Regions from separate parts of the Homo sapiens genome. Here region 2 is linked to region 1. A link is a loop called in an ENCODE intact Hi-C map of the cell type or tissue named here. Cell type or tissue: GM12878. All regions are shown on one strand. Links, peaks and the distances in the headings refer to the core of each region. The heading gives the core; the rest is flanking DNA.

The links. Hi-C counts contacts between places; a loop is a spot of excess contacts. Peaks named below come from ENCODE experiments on the same cell type or tissue, not always from the same donor. Only the 100,000 strongest peaks of a DNase experiment are listed, where the experiment ranks them.
Region 2: it touches region 1 in a loop (9-fold over the local background); 1 of 110 quality-filtered maps calls a loop at or near these places.

Annotation. Positions count from the first base shown.
Region 1 is chr5:89,340,635-89,346,024 of GRCh38, reverse strand. The region is part of intron 7 of MEF2C-AS1 (MEF2C antisense RNA 1); the gene reads right to left. Among named protein-coding and RNA genes, the nearest start is that of LINC02161, 240 kb to the left of the region's middle. RefSeq lists an enhancer at 3,135-3,184. In GM12878, for the core only: no CTCF peak of the experiment used is centred there; DNase peaks (open chromatin) are centred at 2,174, 3,254 and 3,804; H3K4me3 peaks cover 408 bases; H3K27ac peaks cover 4,207 bases.
Region 2 is chr5:89,230,274-89,235,663 of GRCh38, reverse strand. All of the region lies in intron 7 of MEF2C-AS1 (MEF2C antisense RNA 1), which reads right to left. Among named protein-coding and RNA genes, the nearest start is that of LINC02161, 350 kb to the left of the region's middle. In GM12878, for the core only: no CTCF peak of the experiment used is centred there; a DNase peak (open chromatin) is centred at 3,283; H3K4me3 peaks cover 958 bases; H3K27ac peaks cover 3,643 bases.

The DNA.
Region 1 (5,390 bases), core at 193-5,192:
GTTTGTAGTACAATCTTGGTTCAACTGTTAAGTTCAGACTCACATAATTTCTCAAATAAGGGCATACCTACCTTCAATTTGTACCCTCTAAGTCAATGCCAGAGTAAAATTACTAAGATTTATATATGATTTGTTACTTCTATATAAAATCTTTTTGATATTTAATGTCCATGTGTTTATGCACACTTTTTGGCATGTTCAACCACATCCTACCTTAACATTCTATGTTCTAGTCATATAACAGTTTTGCTGTTCACCACTCTCACTGTGTGTTTTTACATAAGGTGTTCATTCAGTCTAGAATGTCTTCTTTCCAACTACCACCCTCAGTGTTACCTATCACAATTCTCATTCATTTCCCAAGACTGCTTAAACGGTCTCATTGATATTTTCTTGACCTTCCAGACAGAGTTAAGGTTTTCTTCTTAAGGGTTTTTTCAGTCCTCCCTAGTTCTCTGTGTATAGGTTTGTGTCTATAAGCTGGGTGTTGGTACAGGTTACCCTGCCATAAACAAAGCATGCAATGACATGTAAGAAAGAATACAGTAGAAAAATTAGGGGTATTTGGTATTATTACCAAATAAGGCACTGGGTATCCACAAAATCAAATTCATGAGGGAGCAGAGGGAAGAGTAGAATATAAGAAAACAGAAGTGGGATCCAGTGTTCCTAAGCAAAGATCTCTGAGGACAGTCTGCAGCCAGCTATCAGGTACAACAGGCTGGGCTCCTCATCCACACCCAGGTCCCAGGGATAGATGAAGGAGCACCTATACCTTTCAGGGTGGGGTACAAAAAGCCTACAAACCAATAGCTGGCTGATCAAAATTTTTACAAAGATCATTAATGACCAAGAACACTGGGAGCGAGGAATATTTTTTGCCTCAAACACAGAAAACTCATGACAAATTTTGACTTCTACTGAATCCTCAGCAGGCCACAAGAATAATGTTACCATTGAATTGGCTATGTAATATAGGCAGCTGATATGGGCTAGTTTGGGAACATAGGCTGATACTTTCTCTCAAAAGGAGCTTGTTTTATTTGTTGTAGTAAACTTGTTTCTCCATTTAGGCAATGAGGCCCTCAAAGGCCATGTTAAGTTCTTCTCTACATCTACTACCATGGATGGCTTATTGTAGGCACTAAAAATTGTCTTTTAATAATAAATTAACAGTTTCCTGCAAGTAGAACAGTATTCACAAAAAGCTTTCTTTAGTCCTTACACATTCATTCTTTGTTTGGAATTGTGATAAGTTTTGTTGCCATGAGAACACATTGCCAATTAAAATTTTGTTGAGAAAATAAAGATGTCACATTCAAATATCAAATAAATAGGTCACCTCAAACTCAACTAATAAGTTTTGTAGTGCATAGATAAATAATCTTTCTCTATTCTATTTTTTCATATCACAAATGATTATTTTAATATCATTTATAATTATTATCCAAATGCACAAAGTCATTTTTCACCCATGATAAGTGGAATGGACTTCCTAGACATTTCAAAGCAGTTCCCATGCCATTCAGTAGCATACAGATTCAAGGAGGTATTAACAGATGCATCACATGAAAATAAGTTAGCCATCCTGATCTCTCTCAAAGATTCTCAATGCATTTTTACATACTAAAGGCTCCAAGAAGTCTATGTGGGGAGAGATTGAATTTTAACTCACAGATCTCCAAACAGTTTATCACAACACACTTCTTTTATGACAAATTATCAGCCTTTGGAACACTGCTTTCTGAGGATAACAGTTTAAGATATTTCTTCTGAAAAATAATAGCTGTTTTCTTCTAGGAAGACATGGAAATATATATAGTGAAATTATAATAGACTTTGGAATTAGAAGCTATAGGTTCAAATCACCCAAACTTGTTGTGACTCTGTCATCCTGGAAAAGTTCTTTAACTTCTCTGAAGATTATAAAGACTGTCTCACAGGTATAAACTGCTCAATAAATACTGGTTTTATTTTTCTCACTTTACAACACCTCCCATATTCTGATAATGGACCAAGTACCGGGCTGTGGGCCCAGCTGGGGGTTAACATCCTTTAAACAAGTGGTGAGCCTAGCTTGTAGCACCTGTTCTTCTCGTGAGCCAGGTGGGGCATAGTGATATTGAGACTAGCAAAAGATAAGTGGGGAAGTGGTTATTCCACCCACACATTCTCACATGTTGCAAAATGCAGCTGGTGATTATTCTCTCAAGAGGAGTCTACTAGCATGAATGCCAATGAAAATAAGTCCTTGGGTCCTGTTTGGCACGTGTGCCTTAATTACTGACCCCCTACTCTAGGGAGGTCAACAAGAAAGAAGGTCTCTTCTTTTCTTTGCAACGGTATGAAAATGAAACAATCATAAAATCTGGCAGGAGAGTTAAGGTTAATAATTTTCAAAGAGAGTACTTGGAGGTTTCTTTACACTATAAGCACTATATAATCAAAAGTTTTCTTTTTCTGTATTAAACTATTCAATGTTAGTTATAGATCAAAATATTAAGTGTGTATTAAAACTTTTGCATTTTATAAAGTCATGAATAGATATGTTTTCCACAAATTTTAAACAGATGAAGCTTTAACCTAAGAACCTTTTTTATTAGTTTCTTCATTTTAGTTTATCCTAAGAAACGAATAACTAGTAGAGCACCGACAAACATTTTGGTGAAAGGGGTATCCCTGATTAAAATAGAGCTTCAGCTCTCTATGGACACATTGTTCACCCTCTCCCTATCTCACCCCCACCCTACCTACACTCCATCCCAACCCATGGCAAACTATAAGCCAAAACACATACCATGTAAGCTGTTTCTCCTTTAGAACAAACTTCCTTGGTCAGATTTCCTCACAAATTGGTTATATCTTCAGAAGAATTACAGCAAATTGAGGAATACAAATTGAAACCCACAAAAGACTGAAAATTAAATGTTTAAAAATAAAACTACATTTTTTTTCTTGGAAATCTAGAGGAATGTCACAAGATTCAGAACTCACATATTTCTAGGGACTAATTCTGTGGTTGAACCTAATGTCAGCTATATTATGGTTGGTTGGGTGACTCCAGGAGGAATGAACACCTGAGTCAGGAAGATGCCCAGCAAACTCTACAAATGAAAGGCAACACAGCAGCATCATGCATTCTTTTTTTCTCTTTCTCTTTTTTGTAATAAGAATGTGAAGTAGTTCCAGATGGTGTGCAAGTGGCCAGACTCAAACAAGTTACTAAGCTTGTTGGCATGAAAGAAGCTGCTTAGTGGTGACATACAAGTACAGAATCCCCACAGTCCTGCTTCCTGGTGAAACTGGAGAAAACAAACCAACAATAGAGAAATGAGTACTGTAATTTATCTTGGAGGCCAGTTAGGTTGTTTATCCCAAACTACATTTTGATTCCAGTTACAGTTTAATTATGAGTATTTGTTCTCTAACAGAGACTAAACAAAGGGTAACTATTTTCTTTTATCTTTTTCTTTGTTATGAAAATTTCAGTTTCATGTTTGCCTATCCTCTCTCTTTAAATAGTATCTTATACTATGTGAATGCATTCAGCCCAATTTCTTCCCATTTGCATGAAGTTTCTAAAATAAACAATAAGATCAGAAGTTTTTACGTATAAGAAATGCATGACTTAATAATGCCTTATGTATTTCTGTAAGCTTTTATTGCATCTATTTAACAAGTCCCTTTGGTTATAAAGGAGACACTACCATGTATCTCTGCCATCAAACTATTGACATAAAGTTTCAGACTCGGGGAAACCCACCAAGTCAAGTTACCCACTCCAGTAGCTACTGTCAAGATGTTTTTGGTTTTGACCATGAAATGGGAAGTTATAAATATATGAAAGGCATGTGGGTGATGTTCATTCTCTTCTGTGTGCCTCATACAGCTCTTCTCCCAGGGCAGCAGTAGCTGGGATTTGTCTTCTTGGTTTCAGATCACATATGCTCTTTACAAAAGATATTCAGTATTTGCTTTTGCAACTGTTCAAAAGTTACTTTAAGTGCATAATTTTTATCAATTATATTGCCAGGAGGTTTTTTCCTTCTATCTAAAACACCCTGCACTATGCTCGCTGCTACTTTTTATGGTGGGAAATTATGTTTTCCCTCTGTAGCTGTAGATGGACTCCCTGAAACTTGCTAAACCATCTCTGGGTTCTGTCTAAATTGTATTGATAAGGAGTGTTTGTAACACCTCTATTTTTGCAGAAAAAGATACTTCCAGATTGGGTTGGAGCAGAAAACAAATCCTATATTGCTAAAATTAATAATAATACTGGATTAATTTAAAGTGTTTAAATAAGAAACAAACTTTCACTATAATGGTCCCCAAATTTTTATATTTAATTCATATTTACTACCATGAGAGTAATACATTTTAATTGTTTTCATCTAACTTTTGCATTATTGATCAGTTTTTTTAAATGAACTTTCCTTTATCTACATTTTGGACCAATTCATTGTTTTTTGACCGTTCTCCTAAAAGATCTTGTTTTCATTTCAGTCTGTGTTTTAGTTGGTCTAGCTTTTTATTTTCTCATGAACCTTTTCTATTTCAGTTCAGATCAACTAGGATTGCCACATAGTTTTAACAAAAGCTATCAGGGACAGACAGTTGTAAAAAAAATTGAACAAAAAAGAAATTAGCAGAATATTAGTTTATCAGTGATAATCCACATGTCCTTCTACATGTAACAGTAAATGTACATTGTATTAAGTTGATGTTGTTTTTCAAAAATCCATCTTTGGTCTTTGAACAATTAAAGGTATTTTAAAACTTTTACTCAATGTTCAATTCTTACTGATCCAACTTCAAACTTTTCTGTCCATAGTCCATATGTTTTACACTATACCACAAATTGTTAAGCAAGAGGGGTTGAGGTCATTCACTTTTGAAAAAAATAAAATAATAAAATCAATCTCAATTTTGTTATTTACAACCTGTAAGATGTTCAAGTCACTTAAATATCTAAGTATCAGTTTTCCAACATTAAAATAGAAATAATAATATTTATCTTATAGGTTTATCATGAGAACTACAAAATGCAAATTTATAAACATATAATTTATAAATTAGATATATGGAGAAAATAAGCAGATCATGATAATTTTGGTTTTTAAAATATTTTTATTTCCATGCAATAATTTGACACAGAAATTGAATGAAAATATTTAATACATTGAAGTTTTTTAGACAGGAGATAGTCTACTGAAAATGGTTTGTAAATTAGCAAAAGTTATTATCTTTGCAAGAAAGTGAACATCAAACTTAGGCACTGACTTCTTGAAAAAATGTTACTTAAAGGGTCTTTTTGTTCCATGGTGACAGCTATAAGATTTTAATATAAATATTGAAAGAAGGAGTTGTCTCATAATTTATCAACTTGA
Region 2 (5,390 bases), core at 259-5,258, 110 kb after region 1:
TGTGTAGTCCACAAACAGCCTACTAAATAACCACAGATTCCCCAATATTACAATGAAATCCTAAAAAGAGATAACTACTCAGAGCACTTTTTCCATGCCTATCACTTGTGAACAATATAACGTGAGAACTGGTCTTCCCCTCCAAGGATGGGATATATTCAAAAACAACTATCTATTTTATAATTTAGGACACTCTAAGCAGAGCATCAAATATTTCCCACAATGAAGACAGAAATCTTTCTAGGAAGAATGTCCTCTATGCAGTGATCACTCTCTATTAATATTTTTTGACCTAAGTTAAAAAATAAGGGGAAGAGAGATGTAAAGAAAGAAATTTTTTATGCCCTAAGATGAAGCTTCTCTCCATCTGCCCATTAACCTCTGTCCATCTCAGACATGGAAACAATAAATTAGCGGACATGCATGAGAAAACCATTATGTAACTCTGCAGTCATAATCTAATGACCTCTAAATCTGCTGCTTTTTTTTTCTTTTCTCCGTTTTGAACCATGTAGTCACATATTAAATCAAGTAAGAGTGGAAGAAAGCTGAACACAGACTTAAGAAAAGCACCTAGGAAAAAATCTCTTTTATAATAGAAAGAAATACAAAATGTACTAAAAACAAAACCAATGAACATTATTTGCTATAATTGAAAATTAAATTTTACCAAAATTAGTATGTGTATCTTCAAACCTATAAATGATATCTGTCAAAGACAAGGGTCTTAAATGTTGACTCAGAAGGTTGGCAGAATTCTGAGAAAAAAAAAGGGTTCAGTAAGTTATTCCGATGCACTCCTCACCAAAACAGCACTCATAAAGGGAGCCTATAAGCTGAAGCCAACATCCTGTTACTACATCAACTTTAGAAGCATGGAGACACTACACTAACAAAAAGAAGTTAATGCTACTTTAAGAAAAGCAGGTAGCAATTTGGCAGCTCAATAAAATTGTTGATTTCACAATAGGCAATTAATTCTATATCATGAAAAGTTCTTTTCCCTATTACATATCAAGATAATTGTTACCAATACTACTATAGAATCTCAAATATAGCCCTACCCTCATGGTTTCTTATATACTTCTAGTGGCTTGCTGGTATAACAACTACTTCTCTGGGGGAAAAAAAAGTGTGTGTGCATCTATGTACACAAGTTAATTATAAATTGTACCAATATAAAGGGCATGTAGCACACAATATAATGAGAAAGATGAAAGTGATACAGTAAAGATATAGCAGAATGCACCTATTTGTCAGTTATGTATGAGTAACTTCATTGAATCAAATAATAATTTTCAAATATTGGAAGACTAGCTCCTCAATTTTTATGCTATTCATAATGTAATGAACACAAGCGAGGCACTGAAATTTAACCTGCCGGGTTAACATTTTCTCCATCACTTTCTTAAGTTTGTACAATCAACAAAACAATAATTCAATCCCCAATTATTAACATTTAGTAATTTTCATGGTGTAAACGCTACCACCATGGCTGATTCAAACTACTGATGTGGCATCGATGGATAGGGAATTATGAAGAGATACACAATAATACATCATTGTTCAGTATTTCCACTATGATATAGTCAATGTGAATAATCATGAAGGCAAAGGTAACAGTAAAAAGCAGTAAATGAATTAGGAAATAATGTATTTAAATACATCTTTTTTATTTCAATATAATTTATTTAATTGTAAGCTTGCATTACAAATATTTTTAATAATGGCCTTGAGGGCAGATCACTTAAGCCCAGAAATTAGAGACCAGCCTGGGAAACATAGGGAGATCCTGTCTCTAGAAAAAATACAAAAATTATCCAGGCATGGTGATGCATGCCTGCAGTCCCAACTACTTGGGAGGCTGAGGTAAGAGGATCAATTGAGCCCAGGAGGTCAAGGTTGCAGTGAGCCATAATTGTGCCACTGCACTCCAGCCTGGGTGACACAGCAAGATGTGCCTCAAATGATGACTGATGATGATGATGATGATGATGATGATGATGATGATGATGGCCTTGAACAACTGGCTTGCAAAATTAGTGAAAATTTAACAATTAGCTCTGATGAGCTGGTGAAAGCTTGCTCCAGCACATCTTTTGATATTCCCCTGGGCTATTCCCAACAAATATTGTTTTCCAAAATGTTCACTCTGATTTTGTTGCTTGGGCCTCCTAACCTCTCTTACTCATGGAAATAATATTATTGATTACGGCTAGGTGGAAACAGGCCCTAAATAAAACTTTGCATTTGTAATAATTAAAATTCCTTGTAAAAGAACATTTAAACTTGAAGTCCATTTAATTGCAAAAGAATAAACACGAAGGAGAAGTTTAATTAGGCTCAGTGACAACTTCAAAGGCTGTGGAATGTGCTCAAAAGTCACCTTTGAATCACCACAAACATCTCTTTCACTTTTATTCTTTTCTGGTTAAACAGACTGCAAGTTTAAATGTCTTGCTTACTAAAATGGGCAAACATTTTATAGTGATTCCAAAGGTGACTTCTGAGCACAATCCACAGCTTTTGAAGTTGATGTCACTGCTTCTAATTAAATCTAATTACACTGAAGAAGCTGCTATGAGATAGGAAAAGGGAAGGCTGTATATTAAAAGCTAAATGCAAATGATCTCAATTTGGAAAAGTATGCTTAATATTTGCTCAGTTGTCAATATTCCCTCTAAAACTACCCACATCCAGGGGATCTTCTTTCACTTTTATGCTCTCTTAAAGAAGAAATGCTCTCAGACTAACTTGTCCTATGCAAATTGACTATTTTTTTTTTATTTTAATTTTTCCAGGCTGTTTGACCACGGTAGAGTAAATAAGACCTTCTGTACAGGGTTAAGAATTTTAGAAATCATTACTAAATAGATTTTTTAATACTGATGTCTTGCCAAATCAGAAGACAAATAGTGTGAAATAGCTTTTAATGTTTATCTACGTTGAGTTCTTAATCATAAAGCTTTAGCTCAGCATGAGCTTTTAGTTTACACTGAATGAGGAAGAAAGGTTTTAGTTTTTGCAGCATATATATTTCTAGTGCTCCTTTCTGATTTTATGGGCAATCCTGTCTTCATGCTTTCTTAATCTTGAAGCTTTTTCAAAGGCAACATACTGTGCCAAATGTACAGCGATTATGTAATGTGGACAAAAATCCAGTGGGAAATGTGTAGAGCAGATCAAAATCATTCCACTTAAGACCTTTTACAGTCATTTGATCTAATGATGTTCACTAACGTTTGATGTACTAAAAGGCAACCACTGTGTGAACATAAGGTTTGCATCAACATGTGACTTCTCAGTGAAACCGAGATCATTGTGGTCTTTTGAAGACAGTTTTACATACAAAATAATAATATCTATACAGTCCCATGACACACTTTATGAATCACTAAATTTTATGCCACTTCCTATGAAAAATCTTTCTCATGTCAACTGGTCATCAAAGCAGTGTCTTATATGCATGGGAAGCAAAATGGGGAATTTCATTGATTACCCAAATTGAAAGTATAGCTCATATAAATTTTTGGAGAAAAAGTAAATTGTCATCTAGTTTACTAACTTTGACACAGCCACAGATCAAAATTGTTCCATAAACTTATTTAAGCTAGAAAATATTTCCTCATTTCTTTTCATGTTCTACTCTTCAGTTACTTTTTTTCAAGGTTCACCAATACTGTGCACTTCAGGATTCAACTATACATGAGTAACTCTACTATAAGCTCAGACATGTAAAGAGCTTGGAAATCATCACTCCTGTTCTTACAATAAGAAAGAGCTGAACAAACAGAAATGCAACGACTTTTCTTGAGAGAACTGAGATTACAGGGTAAATTTCTATCTAGATATCTGGAAAGACAGCCAAATCCAGAGATTCACAGTATTCCAGGAAAGATTTGCTTACCTGGGGTAGAAGTCTCTGGAGCTCATAAAATGGTAGGAGCACTTAAATGGTAATTTTGCCACATTGCAAAGGCTGAATGGACTAGCATGAGAGTGTAAAATTCCTGGGGTCACAGACTTAGGGAGGCCCCACAATTTTGTTGGCTTTACCTCAAGGAATCCCACCAGATTCTCACAGCGAAGAGCCAACAAAGATCCTTCAGCCAGAAGCAGGAGTTAAAGCTTCAAGGAAATAGGTTAGGAATGCTACGGCCGGAGAAGTAGAGAAGAGGCCTAAGGGAAACCTATACCACTGGCAAAACACTTACCAAAGTCATAGCCCTAAAACACAGGCCCACTGAAAGAGTAGTGTTTAATTGTAAGATTACAGAATTTTTCACCTCTTGCGTTCCTTTGCACAGCAACAGCACTCTGGTATAACAACAGTGGACCATAGCTGAAAGAGCTTCAAGATGTCCACTGTCTTTGAGGAGGAACATTTAAGGGTGTCCAAAGTCAACAGGAGAGAAACATCAAGGACACTAGAGGAATTTAAAGCTTCTGGCACATATTAGCTACAGCAAACATAAACACGGACCAACTCTCAGCAAAATTAACATAAATCCTTACTCTATAAGCCTAATTATGAAAGTTCTTATTATCTAATATATCACATCAAGCAAAAAACTTACAAGGTATACTAAAAGAAAAGAAGACACATAGTCTGAAGAGACAAAGCAAGCATCATCAGGACAGTCTCAGACATGACATTCCATGTTAGAATAAGACAGGAATTTAAAATAACAAATATGATTAATGTGTTAGGGCTTCAACAGAAAAAGTAGACAACACGCAAAAATAGATGGGTAATGTAAGTAGAAAAAAGAAAATTTAAAGAAAAAAACAAAAAGGAATAGTGGAAATTAAAAATGATACAACAAATAATGTCTTTAATGACCCTGAGAGTGACATCAGCAAGAGGATGAGATGAGAGACCAGCACTCATCTCCTCACAGAAATATCAGTTTGAACAGCTTCCATACACACATGGAAATAACTTCACAAGAGCTAAGAAATTCAGGTGAGAGATTACAGCACCTGACAGGAGCACATAAATAAGAAAAAGATGCTTTGAAGAAGGCAGAAAGGACAGTTTCACATTACCCTCATTATCCCTCCCCCTAGCTCAGTAAGTATGGTATAGAAAGAGATACCCTGTGCTTGGCGGAAGTACAAACTGATCACCTGATATTGCTGTGAACCCCAGCACCAGACTGGTCCCTGCAACTCCAGGCTATAGGCCACTCCCTACAGACACAGTCCCCAGGCCTGACCCAGCACAGGCTATAGGCTGGCCCAAGGCCGGATAGGCCTCATGAAGCCAGAACCCATACCTGCTCCCACAGACTCAGGCTCCAGGCCACACACCATGGACCCAGGCTCCAGGCATGCACTGGTGCCAGACCTGCCCTTGTACACCCAGGTTTTAGGCCCATGACAGCACC